2 separate regions of the Homo sapiens genome follow, and region 2 is linked to region 1. A link is a contact called in ENCODE Hi-C or POLR2A ChIA-PET data. All regions are on one chromosome and are shown on one strand. Each heading gives the region's core, a stretch centred on a gene start or an enhancer-like site at or near the end of the contact. The rest is flanking DNA. Distances are from core to core; before and after follow the strand shown.

Evidence for each region. A loop is a pair of places that touch in the nucleus more often than their neighbours do. ChIA-PET counts read pairs that join two places held with the same protein, here RNA polymerase II (POLR2A). Pooled maps may share reads with other maps.
Region 2: a loop to region 1 is called in a map of B cell, with 3 times the contacts of the local background. The contact joins the enhancer-like site here to the promoter of SLC16A4 in region 1. A Hi-C loop is called at or near these places in 1 of 168 maps with a recorded cell type or tissue (B cell) and 1 of 50 pooled maps. POLR2A ChIA-PET finds 5 or more read pairs at or near these places in 1 of 52 experiments (activated naive CD8-positive, alpha-beta T cell).

The regions. Positions count from the first base shown.
Region 1 is chr1:110,389,362-110,395,206 of GRCh38, forward strand. SLC16A4 (solute carrier family 16 member 4) reads right to left here and starts at 1,665. Exons shown (of 9, transcript NM_004696.3): 1 at 1,504-1,665.
Region 2 is chr1:110,784,651-110,790,284 of GRCh38, forward strand. No RefSeq gene overlaps it. Among named protein-coding and RNA genes, the nearest start is that of CD53, 86 kb to the right of the region's middle. RefSeq lists an enhancer at 2,904-3,243. Within about 2 kb of position 3,146, at least 7 of the 41 ENCODE cell types and tissues checked have a DNase peak (open chromatin) inside an H3K27ac peak, as active enhancers do; they include B cell, where a contact is called at or near this core.

The DNA.
Region 1 (5,845 bases), core at 415-2,914:
TAAATCCAAGACAGTTGATTCAGTGGACCAGAAACTAATCTAAACTTTTAAACTTTTTATCTGAAAGGGAACGTTCATACATTGTTGGTGGGAATGCAAATTAGTTCAGCCACTGTGCAACGCAGTTTGGAGATTTCTGAAAGAACCAAAAATTGAACTACCATTTGACCCAGTAATCCCATTCCTGGGTATATACCCAAAGGAAGATAAATTGTTCTACCAAAAAGCCACATGCACTTTTATGTTCACTGCAGCATTATTCACAATAGCAAAGACATGGAATCAACCTACGTGCTCATCAACAGTGGGTTGGATAAAGAAAATGTGATACATAGACACCATGGAATACTACACAGCCACCATAAAAAAGAACAAAATCATATCCTTTCCAGCAATATGGATGCAGCTGGACCATTATCTTGAGCAAATTGATGCAGAAACAACCAAATACTGCATGTTCTCACTTATAAGTGGGAGCTAAAAATTGGGTACATATGGACATAAAGAGGGGAACCACAGACACTGGGGACTACAAGATAGGGAGGGAGGAGGGTTGAAAAACTCCCTATTGGATGCTGTGCTCACTATCTGGGTGAGGGGTTCAATTATACTCCAAATCTCAGCATCAGACAATATGCCTTTGTAACAAACCTACACATGTACCCCCTGAATCTAAAATAAAAGTTGAAATGTAATACAAAACAGAAAAAAAACCTCTTTCCCTATGATATAAAACCACTTGTAATTTTTTTTTAACCCCTCAGTTACAGATGAAGTCTGCCTGATGCAACTAAGGACTTAGTTACCTGGAAAGCCTGATCTCAGTGACTGTGGGGTGGCCACTCCTAGAACTGTACTCAGTGTCCCTCCCCCCAGGTCTGCAAGCCAGTTTCTTGGAGAAGCTGTGCGTCACCCTGCTGGTCCTCCGGGTGAACTCTTAAGAGAAATAGAAAGGGAAGGCGAGCCTTGAGTTTAGGAATTCTCCTTAGAAAACACTTGCTAAATGTAAATATTTTTGGAGCTAAACAGACATGACAACGAAATGCGATACCCGCTTATTGAATATATCCTAGATCAGAAAAAAAAGTTGTAAAAGACAGTTTGTGGGGACAGTTGGGGAAATTTGAATATGGACTGTATAATACAGAATACTGTACCAAGGTTAACCTCTTGGAACCTCTTCCACAAGAGAATATTCTTAGGAGATACATGCTAAAGTATTCAGGAGTAACATGACACTATGCTACCTTCTCCCAATCGGTTCCGTAAAATAAACAAGTGTATATAAAGAATGATAGCAAAAAGAAAATGTAAATGTTCTGAGGAAGGGGGAACAGTACTCATTATTTCCCCTGTCGGGTCGAAGGCTGACTGTTTCTAACTGGAAAGGAAAGTCAGCTGGCAGGGTATGCGGAATGGCCATCTGGTGAGCAGGCTGGGTGGGGAGAGATGCCAGTCGTTGTTAGAAAACCAACCCAGCACACAGTCCCATTCCCATCTTACCTTTGATGTGGTGTTCAGCAAAGAAATCCTCCACAGATGGGGCAATTAAGGAAGAAAAATAAATTACACCGTTTTCTGGAATGTTACTCTTTTTCTAAGGCATTTCATTTTGCTGCATTGTGAAAACAAGTGAGCATTGTAAGAGCCAAGGAGGGCTCAGACGATTTAGGCCCTCCTGCTAGTGGACTTTACTTCCTGAGGGGAGGAGGAAAGACTGTGATTTGATGTCATCTCAGGCCCTCCCTCCACCCACAGTCACTCAGAAGGTAGAATTTTTTGCCGCAGGCTCAAAAGCAAGCATGAAGTAAACTAAGTGGAAAGTCCTTTTGGCGACTATGCTCAGGGCAGGGGGATGGGGCTCCAGAGCTCTCATACACTTGTCTTCAAATTTCCTCAGGGAACTTCTCACAACATGCTTATTTTACAGGAGAATATAAAACTCCTGGATGGGTGGTGAGAGAGGCATTTCCTGGGCCACAAACAGAAATCTTCAGTAAGCTCAACCCATTCGTGTGGCCTTTTGTATATTGACTAAAGATTCTGGTTACTAATTTGGGGTTTCAGACCCCATTTTAATTGCATTTTTGAGATCTGATTACCTCAACCACCTCCTGCAAAAGACGTATGCTCGTAGTAATTTTAATGAGATTTTTTTTATTATATTTTGGAAATGGTTAAGGCTGAGACCCCTAGAAAATTACTGGGATAATTCAACTTTCTCTTCCCATTTCCTCCCTCTACCCTCCACATAAAACAAAACAAAACAAACAAGTCAAATGGGAAATTGTCTTTCGTCTCCCACACCAATATTCCAGATTTTAAACCAGAGTATATTTTAGACGAAAGGATGTGTTTTTAGTTTTATCTGGAAAATCTGCACATATTTATGCATGTTCCTTTTTAAGAAGCAAGAGGCTTCTCAGATTCTTAAAATCAAACTCTATAATACTTTTTGATTAAAGTGCTTGCAGAAGGACAGCTTAGTGGTTTGGGAGGGTGCCCTGTAAGTGTAAGCATGGAAGGATTATGCAGTTACATGATGCTGGTGGCAAGGATCAAATAAACATTCAACAGAAGGAGAAAACCCAAAGAGAGAAGGCAAATAAATGCTTTTCAGAGAGCTGTTTGTAATTATGAATACACTCTAGACAACTTTTTTTTTTTTGAGACAGAGTCTCACTCTGTCGCCCAGGCTGGAGTGCAGTGGTGCAATTTCGGTTCACTGCAACCTCTGCCTCCCGTGTTCAAGTGATTCTCCTGCCTCAGTCTCCCAAGTACCTGGTACTACAGGCGCATACCACCACGCCCAGCTAATTTTTTGTATTTTAGTAGAAACGGGGTTTCACCGTGTTGCCCGGGCTGGTCTCAAACTCCTGAGCTCAGGCAATCCGCCTGCCTTAGCCTGCCAAAGTGCTGGGATTACAGACGTAAGCCACCGTGGCCAGCCTGAAAACATTTTTTAGTAAACAAGACTGATTTATTTATTTTTTTGGTGGCACGCTTGTTGCTCTTTTAAAGCAGGGCTATCTATGATTTCTTTTTTTCTTGAGACAGGGCCTGCTCTATTGCCCAGGCTGGAGTCAGTGGCATAATCATGGTTTACTGCAGCCTTGACCTCCCCAGCTCAAGCAATCCTCCTACCTCAGCCTCCTGAGTAGCTGGGACTACAGGCATGCACCACCATGCTCAGCTAATTAATTTTTTTTTTTTTTAAGAGATGGGGGTTTCACTCTGTTGCCCAGGCTGTTTGCAATGTCCTGGGCTCAAGCGATCCTCCCATCCTGACCTCCCAAAGTATTAGGATTACAGGCATAAACCACTGTAAGGAGCCAGCTATCCATAATTCTAATCACAGGATGAAATGATGCTAGGCTATATATATATTTTTCTTACACACACACACACAGAGGAATATATATATACACACATATACATATAGGAACATATACAACTGGGAAGTTAGATTTCAGGAGGGTTCCTACCATTCCTTAAATGATAATAGTGAATCATTGTGCCTAACCTATGTAAACAATACATTATATATGTGTGTATATATTCCTATTCATCTTTGTCTTATAATAGGCTTTATATTGATAGAGAACTCTGATGCTAATGCCTGGGGTCAGATTTGAAATGCGGCAGAACAGCAAGTCATTCATAGAGGCCAAGAGGACAGCAAAGTAATCAGAGATGAACTTCAAACATATGTTTCATAGAGGCACATGAACAGAAATGCAGGCTTGGTGATAATCTCAATTTTGTCAGTTTTTAAGCCCGTAGACTCTGGGCAATTTACTCTCTTTGAGTCTGTTTCTAAAACTCTAAAGCGTAGCTAATATTTTGCAAGGTTGTTGTGAGGATTAACAATATATAATGTAAGATGACTGCACATTGGACCTACTATTGGTACTTGGTTCATGAAAAATAATTTTTGTTAGTCAAATGAGGCCTAATAGCAAGAAGAAAGAATTCTTAAGCCACCTTTGGGATATTAGTTAACATTTTGGCATCTGTACCCAATTGTCTTAATAAAGCTTGTAGGGTCTTTAACGAAACATAAACAATTCCCTCAACTTCTAACCTTTTAACTCTTGGCCCTAAAGCTATTCAGCAAGAATGCAGCATGATTTGGCAATCACCACTATTACCCCCATCCCAGTGTCAAACATAGCCAGCCCAGGAATAATTTTTAACACTTATGGATTTAGACTTTAATAAGCTTTACCAACTAGAATTAAGATACTTTATTTTTAGTTGACTCTCTCCTTGCCCTCATTCAATCCTTGTTCAGAAAAGAGTTAACATCGCTGGCCTGAGATTCCTATTCTTTGAAAGGCCTGTTTACATGGTTGGCCTCTGGCTGGCAACTGGGAACTTAGATTTCAGGAGGGTTCCTACCATTCCTTAAATGATAATAGTGAATCATTGTGCTTAAACTATGTAAACAATACAATTTTTATGCTGAACATTTGCTTTTTTCGGGAGCTTGGAATTTTGATATGTGCTAGGCAGAGAGGGTACTTTGGTGACCAGCCCCCTTGGGCACTGAGTCTCTACTAAGCTTTCTGGATTGGCAACATTTCACACATGTTGTTACAACTCATTGCTGGAGGAATTAACTGCATCCTGTGTATCTTCACTGATAGAAGAATTCTTGCAAGCTTCTGCCTGGTTTCTTCTGGACTTTGCCCCATCCTCCTTTTGCCTTTGTTGAGTCAGCTTTGTATCCTTTCACTTTAATAAACCATGTAAGTACAACAACTAAATGCTCAGTCCTGTGAGTCATCCTAGTGAATTATCAAACCTGAGGGGTTGAATGAGTCTGGGTTCTCGAGAAAGAATAGAATATTCTCCAGAGCAAGAACCAGTGATGGGGGAGGAGATATTAAGGTTGATTTACTATGAGAATTGACTCACATGATTATGGAGACTGAAAAGCCTGCACTCTGGTCAGCAAGCGGGACACTCAAGAGAGTTGATGGTGTAGTTCCAGTCTGAGTCCAGAAGCCTGAAAACCAGAAGTGCTGATGGTGTAAGTTTTAGTCTGAGAGGGCCTGAGAACCAGGAGAGCCATTTGTGTAAGTTCCATTCTGAGTTTGAGTCCAAAGTCAGGAGAAGACTGATGTCCCGACTCCAAGACAGTCAGGCAGTGAGAAATTCTTTCTTAGCCTTTTATTCTATTCAGGCCTTTAATGGATTGCATGAGTTCCGCTCACATTGGGGAGGGCAGTCTTCTTCAGTCTACTGATTCAAATGCTGATCTCATCCAGAAACACCTTCACGGTTACACCCCAAAATAATGTCTAGCCAAATACCTGAGCATCCCATAGCCCAGCCAAGCTGACACATAAAATTAACTATTATAGAAGTGTCCTGGGACTCCCTCATACAAGCATACTTCAGCTTTGGCTCTGTACAGACTAGAAAATGAGCCTTTTCCAGCCTCAAGCTCTTTCCAGCACATCTTATGTTTCATTGATAAATTGGATACATTATATCCTACCTCAAAGGGTGCTGTGAAGAATAAATGAGAATGTATGTTCATTTATTTCATTCAATAAAAACAATTGCTTCCTATGTGCCAGACGCTGTGCCAGAGGGGGATATGTGGTAGACACAGGGTGGCATGAGATGTGGCCCAAGGGGTTAGCAGGGCTTGAATTATGCAGGGGTTGGGAGGTCATGGTTAGAACTTATTTTTTTTTTTGGATACAGGGTCTCGCTCAGTCACAGCCCAGGCTGGAGTGCAATGGCACAATCTCATCTCACTGCAACCTCCGCCTCCTGGGTTCAGGTGATTCTTGTGCCTCATCCTCCTGAGTAGCTGGGATCATGTGCACCA
Region 2 (5,634 bases), core at 1,896-4,395, 400 kb after region 1:
AGCTAAAATGTTGGTATCAGTTCTTGATGAGGGAGCAAGTTGATAAGAAGCCTTCCTGTTTCTCTCAATTCCCACTATTTAGGTGGGAATCCACTTTATTTCTACTTCGTCTACCTTAATTATAATGGATGCAGTAAGAGACAGAAGACAGACCCCATCTCTACAAAAAATTTAAAAAATTGGCTGGGCAAGGTGACATGCATCTATAGTCCCAGCTACTCAGGAGGCTAAGGTGGGAGGATAGCTTATGCCTGGGAGGCTGCGGCTGCAGAGAGTTGTGATCATGCCACTGCACTCCAGTGTGGGTGACAGAATAAGACCCTGTCTCAAAACAAACAAACAAATAAACAAACCAGAAAAACAACAACAACAACAACAACAAAGAGAGATGGAAAACATGCTGTTTAATGAAGGGAAGGGTTAGAAAATCTGGGCTTATTTTTTGATATATTATTTAATATCTGTGTGGCACTCAGTTATTATTCAACTTCTCTGAGCTTATATTTTTCCATTGGCAAAGTGAATAATACCTGACTTACAGCATTAAGAGGATTAAATGAGATACTGCATCATTCAACAAATGTTTATTGAGCATCTACTATGTGCTGGACACTGTGCCAGGTCTGAGAGATTCAGTCGCCATAAAGCCTTCAAAACAGTTGGAAAAAGTACAAATAAACGAATTACAATGTGTGTGTGTGTGCGTGTGTAAGAGCAGAGGTGGGAGTGTAAACTTGTTGAGGAGTCAGGAAAGACCTCTTGAAAGAAATTCTACTTAAGTTAAAACCTAAAGAGAGATTGAGAACTAGCTAAGTAAAAGGGTGGAATGGAAGTTCTTGCAGATAAAGAAACCAAGATGATAGACACTGAGACCATGTTATCTTGAAGAATCCAAGAAAACTGAAGTATGGCTGGAGGGTAGAATGAGGAGGGTAATAGGGAAAAATGACATTACAAAGGTCATGAAAATTCTTCTAAATCATGATAACAATATTATTGTGATAACCAACATTTATTGCCTATGATGGTGGGCACCATGCTGTGTGTTTTATGTGTGTTGTCTTTAATTACAAGTCTGAACCCTCATACCAAACCACAATAAAGCCAAGCCACGTATCTTTTTCCTGCTTTCTCAAGCCATTTTTGGGCCTGCTTGGACCTGCTCTGCTCTCCCCAGAAAGCCTTATTATATGAGTCATGGACCATTTCGTACCCTTTGGTGCATGTTTGGCATCATCAATCTGAACCAAATTTGGAGTGGAAGTTCATTCCACTCTTGCAGACTGATCACAACCTTGTCTCATTTAGAGTTTACAGTGACTGTATGAAGTAGGTGCTAGAATTATCTCTGTTTTACAGATGACAAAACTGGCTAAGACATTAACTAGTCCAAAGTCACATAGTTGAGAAATCATACATGGATACAAACTGAGATCATCCTAACTCTTGAAGCCATGCTCTAAGCTGCTTTGCTCTACTATTTCCTAGGTAAGGGACTTTGGACTTTATCTTAAGGCCAATGAAACAACATTGAGAATATTAAGTAGGAGAACAATATGATAAGTTTTGCATTTTGTAAAGGTATATCTGGAATTTGTGTACAATAGAGTGATTTGCATTGACATGTATAATTCCCTTTTCACAAAAACAGATAAAGTAATTAAGAATAAAATTTTACCTAAAATATGAGCCTTGTGTAAAGAAAGAAGGCAACATTCTCAGGTGCCAGAAATAAAGAAGGATCACAAAACTTAAGGGAGCATGGAGCCAAAGTTGAGTACATTCAGGGTACTCGATGTCAGGGTGATGAGATTTTAATGGCAACAGAGAGATGGTTGATGAGACCCAGGGCCTCTGCATGTTAAAGAGCTGGAAATGAACCAGCCATATACAGTTGGAAGTTACTGGTTTATGAAGGAAACTATGAAATTCCTCTGTTTCACAGCTCAGAGATACCACAAAGCAGCTTGATAGGCTCATGAGAAGATAGAAAAAATTAATGCAAGGAAATTAACCCCTCAAGCTGGTTCAGCATACATGATCTCTAAATTGCACACCACACAAGTATAGAAATCTAGAGTCAAGATACATTGTAAAATTCCTCTGGAACCAGTGAAATTCACAGAATCGCAGCAAAGGAATTTGAAACTGCCCCACAAGATTGTTCCCAGGTACCAGGACCTGAGGGTCTTCCATGGAAAACAACTCTCTTTCAAGAGGAGCTCATGATTTAAAAATATTGCAAGTCACATAAGGAAACAAACTGATTAGAGAGGGAGTGGTAGAGTGCACATACAAACAGCTGCAGTTAGTAGAAAATAAAAAAGGAGAGTCTTTAAGTCAGATAAGCTCAAAGAGAAAGAGAAAGGTAACTTCACAAAGCAAGAGGAGGACATTGTAGGAAAGGAGTCAGTAAATCGAAAAAGAAACAAATCTAAATTTTAGAAATGAAAAATATAGCTAATCAAATTTAGAATTAAATAGATGGGTTTGTAGACTGATCAAGAGAGAATTGGAGGAGAATGATGTCAGCAGGATGGCCAACTAAAAGCTTCTAGCGCTCATTTTTCCAACAAAGATAGCCAAATAACACACAAACAATCATGTTTTAATAAAAACAACTAAAGAAGAGTGGCTGAGTATGGCAAAGGAGTAATAGAAACCCCAGTGAACACGGAAACTGAGGTTGACCACACAGAGAGCAAAAGGAAACACCTGGTCTTCACCACCCCACCTCCCAACCAGAATCAGCTAGAAACCAGGAGGAACCTCTTTTTATGGTGCAAAGGTAGACAAGAGGATCCCAGTAACTGCCATCAACTCTTTGGACACCTACACTTCTCATCACTGGGGTCCCCCTGAAGTCCTCACATGCACTAAGTCCAGCTGAGGGAGCTGCCTGGAGTCTGCAAATCTGTGTTCCCCCCAGAGAAGGAGCTGCCACTAGGCCCCATCCCCTGTGGCCTGCATAGCTACTGTCTTACCCCATTTCGGAACTGGAACTACTGCTGGAGTGTCTTGCTCCAAGGGAGAGTAGCCATGGCTCTTGTCCATCCCTGAGGCTAAACCACCTTTGATCCATCCCTGCCCAGTGGCCTAACATCCCAAAGCCAAGCTTCAAGGAACTGTTACACCTTTGCCCATGGGGCTGAACAGCACCACCTACACCTCCTCTCTCCCCCTTCAGCTGGAGCTGAAGCTGCACACTTCCTCCTAAGAAAACAGTGCTTTAGCAGAATAGCCCCATCTACTTCTCTCGGTTATGGCTGTGCCCTGCCCCTAAGGTCCTGAACTGAAACTATGTGCTGCCTCTTGAGGAAACAGTGCCTTGGCAGAGCCCCACGTCTCAGGGAAATAGTGCCTGGCAGCCCAGAACAGCCACCCTCTATGCCTGAGCCTGAGCTGAAGTGGCACACAAACCCCTGGGGAATTGGTGCCCTGGAACCTGAGCAGCTCAGGGCTGAGCTGACGTAGTACCCCATGTTCCAGGGAAACATGGCAGTGACTGAGCTGAGACACTCTACCCTACAGGCTAACCTACTCTAATACCTTGCTTTCCTGGCATTAGACTAGTCTCCTGGAGTCTGAGCTGCCAAGAAAGCCCTCTCTCCAGGGAATGCAATCGTCACTGTGCTGCTCCCCTGACCCCCAGGGCCCAAACGACAGATGTGTTTGACCACTATGAAAACTTGCTGCTGCACCTAGCCTCACAGAGTCTGGGATACTACTGAGTCCGCCATCCCGGAGTCACCACTACATGTTGTCTCATCCCCAGGGACCCAAGTTTCCACTGAGCTCCATTGGACCAGGTTCCCAAATTGCAGATATACCTTGCTCTCTGTACCCTAAACTCCAGAGCTCCTTTTCTTCCCTGGAGTTGGATATACCCTCCACACAGGGGTAGACTCACAGCTAAAACCAAACTCTCTGGGTCCAAGCTTCTAGGGGTTTCCTCAGAGTCACAGATCCTGGCTCTGCAGGCAAATTACATCCAACCCTGCCATAAACAGTGAACCTGCACCTCAAGACCCAGATGCCACAATAAGTTCATGAGACTCTGTGGGAAAATTGAAAGTAGGAGGACTTCAAGCACCCACAAAGAAAGAATTTTAAAAATAACAAAAGAAAACATCAAGTCACGTATAAAGAATCCCCATTAGACTAACAGCAGATTTATCCTCAGAAATCTTACAGGCCAGGAGAGAATGGAATGACATATTCAAAGTACTGAAAGAAGAAAAAAAAGGCAGCCAAGAATACTATACCCAGTAAAGCTATTCTTCAGAAATAAGGGAGAGCCAGATTTGGTGACATATGCCTGCAGTCTCAACTACTCAGGAGGATGAGTTGGGAAGATTGATTGAGCCTAGGAGTTCAGATCAGCCTAAACAACATAGCGAGACCTCATCTCAAAAAAAGAAAAAAAAGGAAAAAGAAATAAAGTCTTTCCCAGACAAGCAAAAACAAAGGAAATTCATTACCACCAGACTGATCTTATGAGACATACTCAAGGGACTCCTATATCTGGAAGTGAAAAATGATAATCATCATTACGAAGACATGCGAAAGTATAAAATCACTAATAGACACACAAATGAAAAACAGAGAAGAAATAAGCCTTATTACTACAGAAAACTACCAAACTGCAATGATTAAACAATAAGAGAGGGAGAAAGGGACAACAGATATACGAAACAACTAGAAAACAATTAACAAAATGACAGCAGGTCTTACCAATCAGTTATAACCTTAAATATATAAATGGCTTAAACTCCCCACTTAGAAAAAACAGACTGGCTGAATGGATTTTTGAAAACCATCTAGTATATGCTCCTACGACATAATACTTCATCTGTTAAGACACATAAAGATTGAGAGTAAAATGATGGAAAAAGATATTCTCTGCAAACAGAAAGCAAAAGTGAGCAAGACAGTAGATAAAACAGACTCTAAAACTGTCCAAAACTGTAAAAAGAAACAAAATCATTAATAACGATAAAGGGATGAATTCAGCAAGATGATATAACAATTATAAGTATATATGCATGCAACACCGGGACACCTAAATATATGAAACAAATAATATTAGATCTAAAAGGAAGAGATAGAATCTAGTACAGTAAGAGTTGGGGACTTCAATTCTCCACTCTCAGCACTGAACAGATCGTCTACACAGAAAATCCGTAATGAAACATTGGATTTAAACTGCACTTTAGACCAAACGAACCTAACAGACATTTACAGAATATTTTACCCAACAGCTGAAGAATACACATTTTTTCTTTAGCACATGGAACGTTCTCCAGGATCGACCATATGTTAGGTCATAAAACAAGTCTCAACAAATTTAAAAGAATTGAAATCATATCAAGTTTCTTTTCTCAGCACAACGGAATAAAACCAGAAATCAATAACAAGAGGAACTTTCAAAACTGCACAAACACTTGGAAATTAAACAAGATGCTCCTGAATGCCCAATGAGCCAATGAAGAAATTAAGCAGAAAATTTAAAAATTGATTGAAACCAATGATAATATAAACACACTATATCAAAACCTATGGGATACACCAAAAGCAGTATTAAGAGGGAAGTTAAGTATTAAGAGGGCAATAAACAACTACATCAAAAAAGTA